2 separate regions of the Homo sapiens genome follow, and region 2 is linked to region 1. Evidence: chromatin contacts called from ENCODE Hi-C or POLR2A ChIA-PET data. All regions are on one chromosome and are shown on one strand. The core of a region is the stretch at or near the end of the contact, and the rest is flanking DNA. Distances in the headings are between cores, read along the strand shown.

Region 1 (7,226 bases), core at 1,259-3,758:
ACAGATGGATACTTTGGCAGGCAGAGTTTTAGAGACTTTTAAAATCACATGACAAACCCACTTTGATGAAAAGCAAGCAAAGAACCAGTCCAAACCCTACTCCAACAAAAAGAGGCATTCACAGTTTTTTTTTAAGAGAGGGGATCTCAGGCTGGGCGCGGTGGCTCACACCTGTAATCCCAGTACTTTGGGAGGCCAAGGTGGGCGGATCATTTGAAGTCAAGAGTTTGAGACTAGCCTGACGAACACGGTAAAACCCCATCTCTACTGAAAATACAAAAATTAGCCAGGCATGGTGTCATGCACCTGTAATCCCAGCTACTCGGGAGGCTGAGGCAAGAGAATCACTTGAACCTGGGAGGCAGAGGTTGCAGTGAGCTGAGATCGCACCACTGCACTCCAGCCCGAGCAACATGGTGAGACTCCATCTCAAAAAAAAAAAAAAAAAGAGATGGGGTCTCATTCTCTTACCCAGGCTGGAGTGCAGTGGTGCAACCAGAGCTCACAGCACACTTGATCTCCTGAGCTCAAGCACCCCTCCCACCTCAGCCTCCCGAATAGCTGGGACTACAGGCATGCGCCACTGCACCCAGCTTCACAAAGATTTTGTAGGCTGAACTTCCCCTGTCTCTTCCCAGCTCCATCTCCATGGCAGCCCCACACAATAAATAAAACAGGAAAGGAATAGAAGGAGAGGTTTCTGATGCTTGCCTATAGAGCGGCCTTATTTCCTTTGATAGTCCAAGTAGGACGATAGCCACCAGGTAATTCCACATTCTGTGAAAAATATATAAGATCCTGAATTAAGGGAAAACATTTGTTCTCCACTTTTGCCACCTCCACCCTGGCCATAGAGGATCCCGAGGTGTGTTTGATTAGCAGAGGATTCTATCTCAAATAGGGAAGACTCCTAGACTGTTCTCAGCTATTCTCATTGACAAGGCTAGGGAGTGCCAGAGGGAAGTCAGCAGATGATGTTTCCTGACCTGATTTATTGGTCTTCCTTAAAATAACCCCAGGCCTCTCTGTTATTATTAAAATCCTACATCTGGATTGGGTTCCTGCAGGGCCCAGGAAATTCCTTCCCAGTTGGGAAGATGTTCTATTTCTCTACAGCCACATAACACACCACCCTCCAAAACTTAGTGGCTTAAAACAAAACATTTATTTGCTCGTGAATCTGCAGTGTGGGCCAGGATGGACAGGCCTGGTTCATTTCTGCTCTGCACACAGCCTCCACCGGGGCGGCTCAACTGGGGCTCACTTGCTCGCAGGGCTGGAAAGATGTTGCTGTCTGACAGTTCCCCTCCATGAGGTGGCTTGAGTTTCCTCACAGGAGGCATCTGGTTCCAAGAGTGATCATACCAATGAGCAGGAAGTGAAAGATACCAGTTTCTCAAGGTCTGGGTCCTGAAACTGGCACTGGGTCATTTCTGCCATATTCTACTGAACAAGCAGTTGCAGAGCCCAAACTCAAAGGGAAGAGACAAAAGCCTTGTCTCTTGATGGAGGAATGGCAGAGAATGTGGGGATTATGTTTTGAGACTCACATGGTTGGCAAGTCCATGGCATGTCAGTAGGCCAGAAGGTTTTGGAAGAAAATGCTCTGCAGGACTGTTACACCATAAGTGCTCATCCCAGAACAAGATATTTCTTAGAACTTCACATTGGCCAAAGTTGGTTTCGGCCAAATGTCACGTGGCCTAGCAGGCCAAATGTGAAGTGGTTCCCCAGCTTGTCTGTTCTCTGTCCTCAGGCCAGTGTCCCTACCCCCCACCTCCTTGAAGGGCTGTGCAGGAAATCCAGACCTTCTTGCCCAGCCTTGGCCACGTGTTTTCTCCGAACTGGGGAGACCCACAGGTGAGTCAGCAGGACATCATGCACATGGTGGCCTGGGTCCCGAGAACATCTGCTTTAATGGAGTCCAGAGAATGTTTCCAAACACGTCTTCCCTCTCCTCTCACCAAAGCTTTTAGGAGAAAATGTCCAGAGCTCTCTGGATGTCTTCCAGGAACACATTGACAATGAGTTGTAACCTCACCCTGAACTCATGGTGCTGCATGACTGGCCACCTTTGTTGTTTGGAAGACCTAGAATCCTTGTTTTTCTCAGGCCCTGATCAGCAGGGCTGTGCTTATCTGCATGGTTGTCTTAACAACAAATCACCAGTGCCAGTGTCCTCTGAGGATCTTTTCTTGGCTTCATGGTGAGAAGACCAGAGTTTGAGGGCTGACTTTTCCTCTTAGTGGTGAGAGACATTGGGCAAGGTATTTTACTTCTCTTAGCCTTGGTTTCCTTTTCTGGCAGGAAAGTTTGGAGCTCACAGTTTCCTTCAAGCTCCACATAGTTCTCATGGTGTTTGTTTGACTACCTTGAGGAAACAGAGTGTACCTTGCCTTCAACCACAAAAATACACTGACTAATGAGTATTGTTGCTACAGCCACCTGGACATGTGGCCATAAACTGCCCAACCCATGGTGTAATGCTGGGTTTGCCTTTCATGGAGAGAGAGATTCATGAGACATTTCAGAGGACTCTCTGTTGTCCCGGAGTCCTGAGGAGTCTGCCTGGAGACCTGGAACTCATTTGTTTGTTCTTTAATTTGTGTCTACTGTATGCCAGCCCCTTGCTAGGCATGAAGGACACAACAATACAATCAAGAAAAAGAACAAAGACCTGTGGCTCTTAAAGCTTGCATTCTAGAAGCAAAAGGAGAACACTAAAGAAATAAGAGACAAATATATAATATCACTGCATATATGCAAAATGTCAGGAGTAAGGGGACTGGTATTCATGGGGTGTGGGTGCCATTTGAAATAGAGTGGTCAGGGAGAGCCATTCTGGGGATGTGAGATTTAAGCAGAGACCTGAAAGACACAAAGAAAGGAAACAGGCCTATATATGGGGCTGGAGTGTTCTAGGCAGAGGGCACAGCAAGTGCAAAGGCCCTGAGGCCAGACCATGCCTGTTGTGCTCCAGGAACAGAGGGGAGGCCAGCATGGCTGGAGGGGAGTGAGCAAGGGGAGGAGTAAAGGGGATCAGGCCAGAGAGATACGGAGGGGCCAGGCCCTGCAGAGCCTTGTGGGCTGTTCTAAGGACTTTGGCTGTTGTCCTCAGTATGCTGGGAGATAGGGAGGTGTTTTGAGCAAAGAAAAGTGCCCTGGTCTGGCTTAGGTTCTAACAGGATCCGTATGGATGAATCTGGAGAATGGACTGTGTTTTATTGTACGGGCCAGGATGGAAGCAGAAAGACAGTGAGGAGGCAACTACAATCATTCAGGTAGAAGAGGATGTGGCCTGGCCCAGGGCAGATCTCTGGGGGTGGTGAGAGGTGGGCATGTTCCAGGTGCCTCCTGCAGGCAGATCTGGAAGGTCTTGCTGATGTGGTAGATATTCTGAGACTCCCTGTAGCTGGTGGCTCAGCGAGCCTCCCCCATCACCAGCCTCAGCAGGACAGTCTAGACTAGAGTCATCCGCCTCTGCCCTGCACTCTGCCTGCCTGGTGATGAGGGGCCTCTCCCATCCATGCCGTGGGCACTGAGGCACCGAGCTAGGCCCACCCCTGGCTTCCCCAGGTGGTGAATCAGAGGGAGCTCTGGATTGGAGACTTTTACTCTATGCATGACACTCCTTAGCTCTGTGACCTTAGACAAGTTCCTTCCCCACTCGGAACCTCAGCTTTCTTGTCTGTAAAGTGGGAATAATGAAACCAACACTGCTACCTCCTAGGGTGGCTGGGAGAATCAAGTGAGATACAGGCTGGACACAGGGTTTGAAGCCAGCGCAGGGGGATGGTCATGAATGAGTTAAGCGTGTGTACATTATTAATAGTATCATTTCATCCTTTCTACCATCTCATGGGCTGTTGGGAAACTTTAACGTCGATTCAGATCAGGCCATGGCTACACTAAGTCAACATCTCTCACTTTGATTTAGTGGCTAAAAAGCCTGGGCTCTGGAATTGTTCAGAACTGGGTAGCACTCCTAGCTCGGCGCTGTGAGATGCTGTTTCCAGAGGAGACAGCTTAAAAACCACAGACATTCCCCTCCAGTCCGCAGCAAGACCAGCTTCACAGGGTGGGAATTTTCTCTTGCCCATGTTCAGCAGATCTACATCCCCAGGGGTAGGCCTGGCCCTGCCTCTGTGCCTTGGTCAGCCTGTCCCCATCCCCTGGGAGCACCTAAATTGGGACTGTGGGCTGCTGTTCCTCCTGAGAACTCGGGTTTACTGTCCCTGTTCTCGGGCCTCCCTTGTCTCTTTCACTCCCTAAGGAGAATTGGGACAGGGTCCCTCCAGCGGAGAGAAGCCTGGAAGACTTCTATTTTTTTGAGACTCCTGGAATATTAATTTATAAAGAAAACAACAACAAAATGAAGACATCCCTAAAGTTGCAGTACATTTAAGATGTAACATTGAGCAAATCGTGACAACCTGCATAAAATCACAACATAATATAAATGTGTAACTCACATAACTCACAAGATAACCCCAGGATTTATTCGATTTGTTTATATATTCGTATTTTAAACCCATGGCATTCTCTAGGAGTGGTTCAGTAAGGGATGCAGGGGTAGTGTTGTTTGAGGAATGCAGTCTTTTTTCGTTGTTATCATTCTGTCCCTGTTTGTGTACCTAACCCATTTAGAGATAAGGTCAAAATTCTAAAAATACTGGAATGTCAGTTTTCTGAATAGCTACTATATTTCCCTAGTATGAAAGTCAAAGTGTTCAAAAGGGCACACAGTGAAAAGTTCTCTCCCACCCTGTCCCCCAGCCACCCCGTCCTCCTCCCCAGGGGCAGCCACTGTTACCAATTTCCTGTGATCGCTTCCACAAATAACATATCCATATATAAGTGAATGCATATATGTACATATTCTTTTTTCCTTGTTTTATTGAAATGGGAGTTTGTTATACATTCTGTTCTCGCGGTGCTTTGCTTGCTAACAGCATACCTCGGGGACTGTTCCCTATTTATGCATATTGAGCCATCTCTGTTCTTTTTACAGCTGCATAGTGTTCATATTTACAGCTGCATATAAATGACCCTCTGTTGAGTTAATTTTTCCCTGTTGATGGACATTGAGGTTGTTTCCAAACTTTTTGATCGAATAAACAATGCTGCAGTGAATAATCTTATACCTATATCATGAAAACTCTTGTTTAAGATCCTTAGAAGCCAGGCGCCTGGGTCCTGCCCATAGTTACATCTACTCAGGAGGCTGAGGCGGGAGGTTCCCTTGAGCCCAGCAGTTCGAGGCTGCAGTGAGCTATGATTGTGCTACTGCACTCCAGCCTGGGTGATGGAGTGAGATCCTGCCTTTAAAATAACAATAATAAAATAAAATAAAGATCCTTAGGGATTGTGAGGTCTGCAAGGAATGGCACTCCCTTTTGCCCACACCAACCCCTTCCTGGGAGCTGAGGCTTGAATGAGGAGGGCAGTCCCAGAGTGGGGGAAGAGCATTCCAGGCAGAGGGAGCTATAGTGCAAAGGCCTGGGGTAGAAATGAGCTCAATCTATGGGAGAACAGCAAGAAGGCCACTGTGGCTGCATGGGACCATGTGAGAGAAGGGTAGTAGGAGATGAGGTTAGAGAGGACTTTGGGGGACAGGTGAGATTTGGTGAGATGGGAGGGAATGAATGAATGAAGCCTCCAATACGATAAGCGAAAAAACATGATATTCCAAGAGATAGGCGTGGTCCTCCCCCAAATTTTGGTTGCTGGGAAGACTGGCAGTCCCTCCCCAGCTGGATCCCCTAGGCCTTTTGCCAGCATCACCTACAGAGAGGAAAGAGCCGTGGGCTCTGTCACAAGGCTGGGGCTCACAGCATCACAGCCCCCACCCCCTGCACCACCCCAATAGCTTCCTTCAGTGGACTTAGCTATGGCCTCTCCCAATACCCACGCTGGCCTGGGCCAATCACATTTCAGGTGGATGGGAACTCGCGGGACCACCACTTCAGCCACCTTGGGCTCTTTGCCGTATTTATATTCTCAAGGCGTCTGCTGCTTCCCTTATTCTTCCCCCTGTCCTTACATGGCCAGACCCACTGTTCAGCTCACAGGTCACCTTCTCAGGCCACTGAATATCAAGTTGCATCCCCACCTTCTTTCTCCCACCACCTACCCAGCCTGTCCCATCCCCTCAATGTTTGGAGCCACCGTGAAGGGCGATGGTTAACAGCTTGAGTTCCAAAGCCAGGCTGCTCAAGTGGAACCCAGGAGAAGCTGTGAGCAACCTACTTTCCAGCTCATCCCCTCATGAGGTGGAGGTGATAGAGCTTCCACCTCTCAGACCGGAGCAAGATTCAACAGGTAAATACACACAAGCCATTCTGAACGGTGCCGGGCAGATGGTCCTCAAAAAGCTTAGTCCTTTGCCTTTCCACCTGGTGCTGATCCCTGTCTTAAATGATCTGTCTTGTTTTTTAGTAGAGACAGCGTCTCACTGTGTTGCCCAGGCTGGAGTGCAGTGACACAATCATAGCTCACTGCAACCTCAAACTTCTGGGCCCAAGTGATCCTCCTGTCTCAGCCTGCCAAGTAGCTAGGACTACCGGTGTGTGCCACCACACCTAAGTGTGTTTTGTTTTGTTTTGTTTTGTTTTTAGAAATGGGGGTCTCACTATGTTCCCCAGGCTGGTCTTGAACTTATGGCCTCAAACAATCCTCCTGCCTTGGCCTCCCAATGTGCTGGGATTACAGGTGTGAGCCACTGTGCCCGGCTGATCTATCCTTTTATGCGTTTATGTATGTGTTGTCTGTCTCCCCTCTGAACCATGAGCACAGGAAGCATGTATTATCATTTGGGTTCAGCTCTATGCCCCAAGTGACATTTAAACAGGCCTTCAAGGAAGAGCTGGAGTTAGCCCAGGCAAGAGGAGTAGGGAGAGAACACAGCCCATGTGAGACCTCTGGGATCGGAATGGTGTGGGAAGCAGGGAGCTGCATGGCAATAGGGGTGCCGTTAGTAGGACTCAGATCCCGTAGGGCCTTCAAACCTCAGTGAGAAGTGTGGATTTATTCTGAAGGCACTGGGGAGCCATAGAAGACTCTAAAGCAGAGGAGCGACAAGATTAGATCTTATAGAAAGATCCTTGGGATTCTCTGGAAGGAGGAGTCAGAGGAGACAAGAGTGAGAGCAAAACCACATCGAAACATTATTGCCTTTCTAGAGTCAGACAGACTTTCTCCCTCTGCTCGTGCTCTCCCTCCGCCCC
Region 2 (7,226 bases), core at 3,280-5,779, 110 kb before region 1:
TACACATGGGGGAAACTGAGGCTCAGAGATGCAAAGTGACTTGGCCAAGGTCATCTCGTTAGAAAGGGAAGAGCTGGGATTTCAATGCTCTCTGTCTTCAAACTTTGTGCTCTGTATTTCGCAATTTATTATTGTTTCTTAATTAAAGAAGCAATTCATGAACATGTTCTCCTTGGGCTAATAATTTGCTAACATTCAGTAAGATTTGTTATTTAATAATATAGCGTTTATTAGGACTGTGTCAGTCATCTCTGTGCTTTAGATGTTAATAACGCATTTGATCTGTATATAACCCTCTGTGGTGGGTACTTTTATTATCCCAATTTACAGGCAAGAAAACTGAGATGCTGAGATGTGAGGTGACTTGTTCAAGGTCAGGCACTCTGCTACAGCACTGGGCCTCTTAACTGGGCTCCTCTGACTTTTGTTAAAAAAAAATCAAATATTTCAAAAAGGAAAATTCTCTTTTGACCACATTCCCTCTAAATCTATCCCCAGGTAACTATTGCTATCTGTTTGCTGTTATCCTTCTAGAACAGTGCTGTACATAGACAAATAATGGGAATCACATTTGTAATTTAAAATTTTCTATTAGACACACTAAAAAAGAAAAATAGAAGTGAAATCGATTTTAATAATACATTTTATTTAAGCCAATACATCTAAAATATTATTAGCATTTTAGCATTAACCAATGTTAAAATTATTGATAAGATATTTTACATTTTGTTTCTCATGCTGACTCTGGAATCCAGTGTCTCCCCTACCCTATATTAAATGTGGCTGCATTCGAGCCAGCCGCATTTCAAATGCTCCATAACTCCCTGGGGCTTGCGGCTACTCTGTTTCCCAGAACAACACTTGGCCTTTATGCAGACATTAAAATACAGCATGAGGCTGCGCACAGTGGCTCACACCTGTAATCCAGCACTTTGGGAGGCCAAGGCAGGAGAATCACTTTTGTTCAGGAGTTTGAGGCCAGCCTGGGCAATATAGACAGACCTTGTCTCTACAAAATATAATAATAATAATTAGCCAGTTGTGGTGGCTCACACCTGTAGTCTCAACTACTCAGGAAGCTGAGGTGGGAGGATCACTTGAGCCCAGGAGGTTGAGGGTGCAGTGAGCCAGACTACGCCATTGCACTCCAGCCTGAGTGACAGAGCAAGACCTTGTCTCAAAAGAAAAAAAACAACAAAATAGCAAATTGTACTGGAATCCCAAGTAGACAGCAAGCCTCTGTTTTCCCAGTGGGAAGATTTTTAAAATTTTGTCTTTTTTTGATTTTTGGGGCAACCTAAATATTGAAATAATTAGGAATGGAAGTAAATAGTTGCATTTCTCCGTATCTGTTTTGTTGAACGTCTGTAGTGAATTGTATAAATGTGCTGTAACCATTTCGAACATTTGCTTTCTTCCCACGACCACATTTCAGGAGGGGGCTTTATGCAGACTCCCCCTTTAACTACACAGCTTTGCTCATCTGCAGGGCCCCAGGTTGAGCCACCAAGCTCAGTTTTCCAGAATCTTCTCTTCCTCACTCCCATATGCACTGAATTCCTTGAATCTCTACAGTATATGATGTTTCACTGGAAATTATTTTTGGGGGGTTTGCCAGATTTTCTATTATTTTATTTTAAAAATTATTTCGCGTGGTTTAAACATTAAAAATGTAAAGTAGATTACAAACCACATACCCGATATGGGGTTAACATCCAAAATAGATAAGGAACTCATACAACTCAATACCAAAAATTCCAAATAACATCTGGGAGCGGTGGCTCACACCTGTAATCCCAACACTTTGGGAGGCCGAGTTGGGCAGATCACGAGGTCAAGAGATCGAGACCATCCTGGCCAATATGGTGAGACCCTGTCTCTACTAAAAAATACAAAAATTAGCTGGGCGTGGTGGTGCACGCCTGTAGTCTCAGCTACTCGGGAGGCTGAGGCAGGAGAATTGCTTGAACCCGGGAGGTGGAAGTTGCAGTGAGCCGAGATCACGCCACTGCACTCCAGCCTGGCGACAGAGCGAGACTCTGCCTCAAAAAACACAAAAATCCAAATAACCTGACTGCAAAATGGACAAAGGACCAGAATAGGCATTTTTCCCAAAGAAGACATACAAATGGCAACAGGTATGAAAAGGTGTTCAACATCACTACTCATTGGGGAAATGCAAATCAAAATCACAAGGAGATATCACCACACACCCGTTAGAAATGTCAAAAGATGACAAATATTGGCAAGGATGTGGAGAAAAGAGAACTCTTTCGCACTGGTGGTGGGAATTTAAATTGGTATAGCCATCATGGAGAACAGTATGGAGGTTCCTAAAAAATCAAAAATAGAGCTACCACATGATCCAGCAATCCCTCTTCTAGGTATATATTCAAAGGAAATGAAATCACTGTCTTGAAGAGATGTCTGCACCTCCAATTCATTGCAGCATTATTCACAACAGCTGAGACATGGAAACAAACTAAGTGTCCATCAGTGCATGAACAGATACAGAGATAGTGGTACAATGGCCCCCTCTTAACCTCAGGGGATATGTTCCAAGACCCCCAGTGGATGTCAGGAACCATGGGTGGTACTGAACCCTGTATATACTGTTTTGTCTTATACATACATAACTATGACAGAGTTTAATTTTTTTTTTTTTTTTTTGAGACAGAGTTTCGTTTTTGTCTCCCAGGCTGGAATGCAATGGTGCAATCTTGGCTCACCACAACCTCCGCCCCCCAGATTCAAGCGATTCTCCTGCCTCAGCCTCCTGAGTAGCTGGGATTACAGGCATGCACCACCACACCCAGCTAATTTTGTATTTTTAGTAGAGACAGGGTTTCTCTGTGTTGGTCATACTGGACTCGAACTCCCGACCTCAGGTGATCCGCCCACGTCGGCCTTCCAAAGTGCTGGGATTACAGGCGTGAGCCACCATGCCTGGCCTGATAAAGTTTAATTTATAAATGAGGCACAGTAAGAGATTAACAACATAATAAAATGAAACCAATTATAACGATATACTGTAATGAAAACAAAATAAGGGTTACCTGAACACAAGTACTACCATACCATGACAGTTGACGTGATAACTGAGACAGTGGCTCCCAAGTGACTAATGGGCAGGTGTGGTCTACAGTGTGGATACACCGGACAGAGGGATGATTCACCCCCCAGGCAAGATGGAGCAGGATGGCACAAGAGTTCATCATGCTACTCAGAATGGTGTGCGATTTCAAACTTAGGGAGTTTTTCATTTAATATTCTTGGACCATGGTTGACTATGGGTGATGGAAACCTTGGAAAGTGAAACTGGATAAGACAGGACTGCTGTGTATGTAAATCCACGAAAGAATGTTATTCAGCCATAAAAAGGGAGAAATCCTGCCATTTGTAACAATATAGATGAACTTGGAAGACAATATTGTAAGTGAAATAAGCCAGACACAGAAAATCAAATACCGCATTATGTCATTTATACGTGGGAGCTAAAAAAGTTGAATTCAGAGGAACAGTAGAACAGTGGTTACCAGGGCTCAGGAGGTGGGGAAATGGGGGTGTGTTGGTTGAGGGTATAAACTTTGAGTTATAAAATGAATAAGTTCTGGAGATTTAATATACAAGTATACAATGTATTGTATACTTGAAATTTGCTAAGAGAGTGGATCTTAAGTATTCTCACCATGCATGCACGTGTGAGTGTGCACCTATGTAAGGTGATGGATATGCTAATTAGCTTGATTGCAGCAATCATTTCACACCATATTTGTGTATCAAAACATCATGTTGTACAACTTAAATAAGAATTTTCCTTTGTCAATTATACCTCAGCAAGGCTGGAAAAAAATTAAGTAATAACAGTGGTAAGTCTCCTTCCTTTTCTTGTCACATCCCCTTCCACCAATTCCCACTGCTCATAATTGATTAGTTTTATTAGTTTCAAATGGATCCTTCTAGAGTTCCTTCACACAAGTGCAAGTGAATGTGACTATATTCTTATTTTTCTTTTTTTCCACAAATGCATACTAAACACGTGGTTGCTGGCACTTTGCTTTGTGCTAACAATATATCACAGCAATAGATAACTCTTGGGTAAGGTTTAGTGTGTCCTCTACACTGCTCTAAGGGATATACAAATGTAAACTGATTTGATCCATGATCCAATCACTGCTATATATATATTTTTTTTGTTTTTGAGACAGAGTCTTGCTTGCTCTGTTGTCCAGCCTGGAGTGCAGTGGTGCAATCTCCGCTCACTGCAACCTCTGCCTCCTGGGTTCAAGCGATTCTCCTGCCCCAGCCTCCTGAGTAGCTGGGACTACAGGCGCCCACCACCATGCTTGGCTAATTTTTGTATTTTTATATTTTTGTTAGAGATGGGGTTTCACCATGTTGGCCAGGCTGGTCTCGAACTCCTGACCTCAGGTGATCTGCCCGTCTCGGCCTCCCCAAGTGCTGGGATTACAGGAGTGAGCCACTGCACCCAGCCCACTGCTATATTTTTATCCTGTGTTTTTTGCCAGGCAGGACAGAGCAGGATGGCACAAGATTTCAACACACTACTCAGAACAGCATGTAATTTAAAACTTATGACTGTTTATGTCCGGAATTTTTCATTTAATATTTTTGGACCATGGTTGACCATGGGTAACTGAAACCTTGGAATTCAAATTCTTTTGTATTTTGAGTATCACTCTGTCACCCAGGCTGGAGTGCAGTGGCTCCATCTCAGCTCACTGCAACCTCCACCTCCCGGGTTCAAGTGATTCTGCTGCCTCAGCCTCCCAAGTAACTGGGATTACAGGTGCCTGCCACCACCCCCAGCTTATCCTTTTTTGTATTTTTAGTAGAGACGGGGTTTCACCATGTTGGTCAGGCTGGCTTCAAACTCCTGAACTCAAGTGATCTGCCCACCTTGGCCTCCCAAAGTGTTGGGATTACATGCGTGAGCCACTGCACCCGCCCAGAATGCAAATTCTTTGTTATACAACACTATCTTTGACTCATTTTTGCCAAATGACCTTCATATGCCTTTTAAAAAAATTGTGGTAAAATAATAAATAACATAAAATATACTATTTTAACCATTTTAATTGTATAATTCAGTGGCAGTAAATACATTCACAATGTTGTATAACCATGCCGTTATCTATTTCCAGAAACTTTTCATGATTCTAAACAAAAGCTTTGTGCCCATTAAACAATAATTCCCCACCTGCCTTTCCTCCCAGCCCGACATATCTTCTATTCTACTTTCTGTCTCTTCTATTCTACTTTCTATTCTACTTTCTGTCGAATAGTATACTTCTATTGTACTTTCTGTCTCTGAATTTCCTGTTCTAGGATTCTCATTATATGAGATTTTGGAGACAGAGTCTCTGTCGCCCAGGCTGGAGTGCAGTGTCGCCATCTCAGCTCACTACAATCTCCGCCTCCCGGGTTCAAGCTATTCTTGTGCCTCAGCCTCCTGAGTAGCTGGGATTACAGGTACACACCACCATGCCTGGCTAATTTTTTTTTTTTTTTTTTGTATTTTAGTAGAGACAGGGTTTCACCATGTTGCCCATGCTGGTTCTCTAACTCCTGAGCCCAGGAAATCTGCCCACCTTGGCCTCCCAAGGTGCTAGGATTGCAGGCGTGAGCCACCATGCCTGGCATATGCGTCAGAATTTCATTCCTTTTTAAGAGTGAATACATTGTGTGTATATACTGCATTCTATTTATCCATTCACCTATCAACCGACATTTGGGTTGTTTCTGCCTTTTGGCTACTGTGAATAATGCTGCTATGAACATTGGTGCACGAGTATCTGTTTGAGTCTCTGGTTTCAGTTCTTTGGGCTATATACCTAGAACTAGAATTACTGGATCATATGGTAATTCTTTAACTTTCTGAGGAACTGCTAAACTCTTTTTCACAGCAACTGCAGTATTTTACATTCCCACCAGCAATGCATAAGGGTTCCAATTTCTCCACGTCCTCACCATCACTTATTTCCTATGTTTTAAATAGTAGCCATCCTCATGGTTGTGAATGGTATCACACTGTGGTTTTTACATGCATTTTCTAATGACTAATGGTGTTGAGCATTGTTTCATGTGTTTATCAGCCATTTGTATCTCTTCTTTGGAGAAATATCTATTCAAGTCCTTTGCCAATTTTCAAATCAGGTTGTTTGTTTTTTATTGTTGTTGAGTCGTAGGAGTTCTTTTATATATTTTGGGTGTTAGACCCTTATCAGATATATTATTTACAAATATTTTCTCACTTTCTGTCAGCTGTCTTTTCATACTGCATTACCTTTTTTGCTTAATTATTCATTGATTGTGCAAATATAGAGTGCCTCCTATGTACTCAGAACTGCTGTAGGCACAGGGGAAAAGTGGAGAATGGTCCTGCCTTGCTTTTTAAAGTCATCTGTAAACGCCGTGTTTACAGTGATATTCAAGATTGCAGTTGTGTGGTCAGACTTCAAAGAATGCCAGTTATTTCTAAAGCTGTGTTAAATTTCTTTGCCTCTTTTTTTAGCCATCCCATCAGATGATGCTTAGAAGTATCCAGAGTTGGCATCAACTGAGGTGGTTTCAACACTGCCCGCGCCCTGCAGGCCTAAACCTCTGGATGCCCAGTTCCCACGCACGTGATTTTGACATGATCAATCTGGGGTTGGCACCTGGGCATCCAGAGATTTAAGAGCTCCCAGGTAATTCTTCAGAGAGCCTGAAAAGTGGAGAAACATAGGAAGATAATGTATTTCAGTTGAACACTTAAGCTTATTGCTTTACATTGAAATGTCACCCGAAATGGTGACATTCATTTCAATGTAAAACAATGAGCTCAAGTTGAAGTCTAAAAGTTAAACATATTCAGCGTATTATTTGAAAATGAAGCCAACATACTTTAAAAAAAAAACATAGTCTACATTTTCGACCCTTTCAAATGCCCTGTGAGGTGCAGCCAGGTTTAGAATCGCTGGTGGGGCGAGTCTTCCTGAAACACGGCTTGTGGTTCAGAAGAGTCAGTGAGGGAGTTTCCAATACTTTGAAACTTCAGAGCAATCCAAAATGACTCTCACTTTTCCAAGGGGTGATTTCGGAGAAAACCAAATTTTATATTTTATATTTTTGTTTTAAACTTTATATTTGTGCATATAAATAGCATTACCGTGGAGCTTTAAAACAATGTATATTAAGGCTCATGTATGGTTCATGAAAATATT

What was found. Hi-C counts contacts between places; a loop is a spot of excess contacts on that map. ChIA-PET counts read pairs that join two places held with the same protein, here RNA polymerase II (POLR2A). Pooled maps may share reads with other maps.
Region 2: a map of gastrocnemius medialis shows a loop between it and region 1 (2.6-fold over the local background). The contact joins two enhancer-like sites. A Hi-C loop is called at or near these places in 2 of 168 maps with a recorded cell type or tissue (endothelial cell of hepatic sinusoid and gastrocnemius medialis) and 1 of 50 pooled maps. POLR2A ChIA-PET finds 5 or more read pairs at or near these places in 1 of 52 experiments (H1).

Annotation. Positions count from the first base shown.
Region 1 is chr20:49,415,718-49,422,943 of GRCh38, reverse strand. The region is part of intron 1 of KCNB1 (potassium voltage-gated channel subfamily B member 1); the gene reads left to right. All of the region lies in intron 2 of LOC105372649 (a long non-coding RNA gene), which reads right to left. Among named protein-coding and RNA genes, the nearest start is that of KCNB1, 63 kb to the left of the region's middle. Within about 2 kb of position 2,508, at least 9 of the 41 ENCODE cell types and tissues checked have a DNase peak (open chromatin) inside an H3K27ac peak, as active enhancers do; they include gastrocnemius medialis, where a contact is called at or near this core.
Region 2 is chr20:49,525,599-49,532,824 of GRCh38, reverse strand. The region is part of intron 5 of PTGIS (prostaglandin I2 synthase); the gene reads left to right. Among named protein-coding and RNA genes, the nearest start is that of PTGIS, 39 kb to the left of the region's middle. Within about 2 kb of position 4,529, at least 2 of the 41 ENCODE cell types and tissues checked have a DNase peak (open chromatin) inside an H3K27ac peak, as active enhancers do; they include gastrocnemius medialis, where a contact is called at or near this core.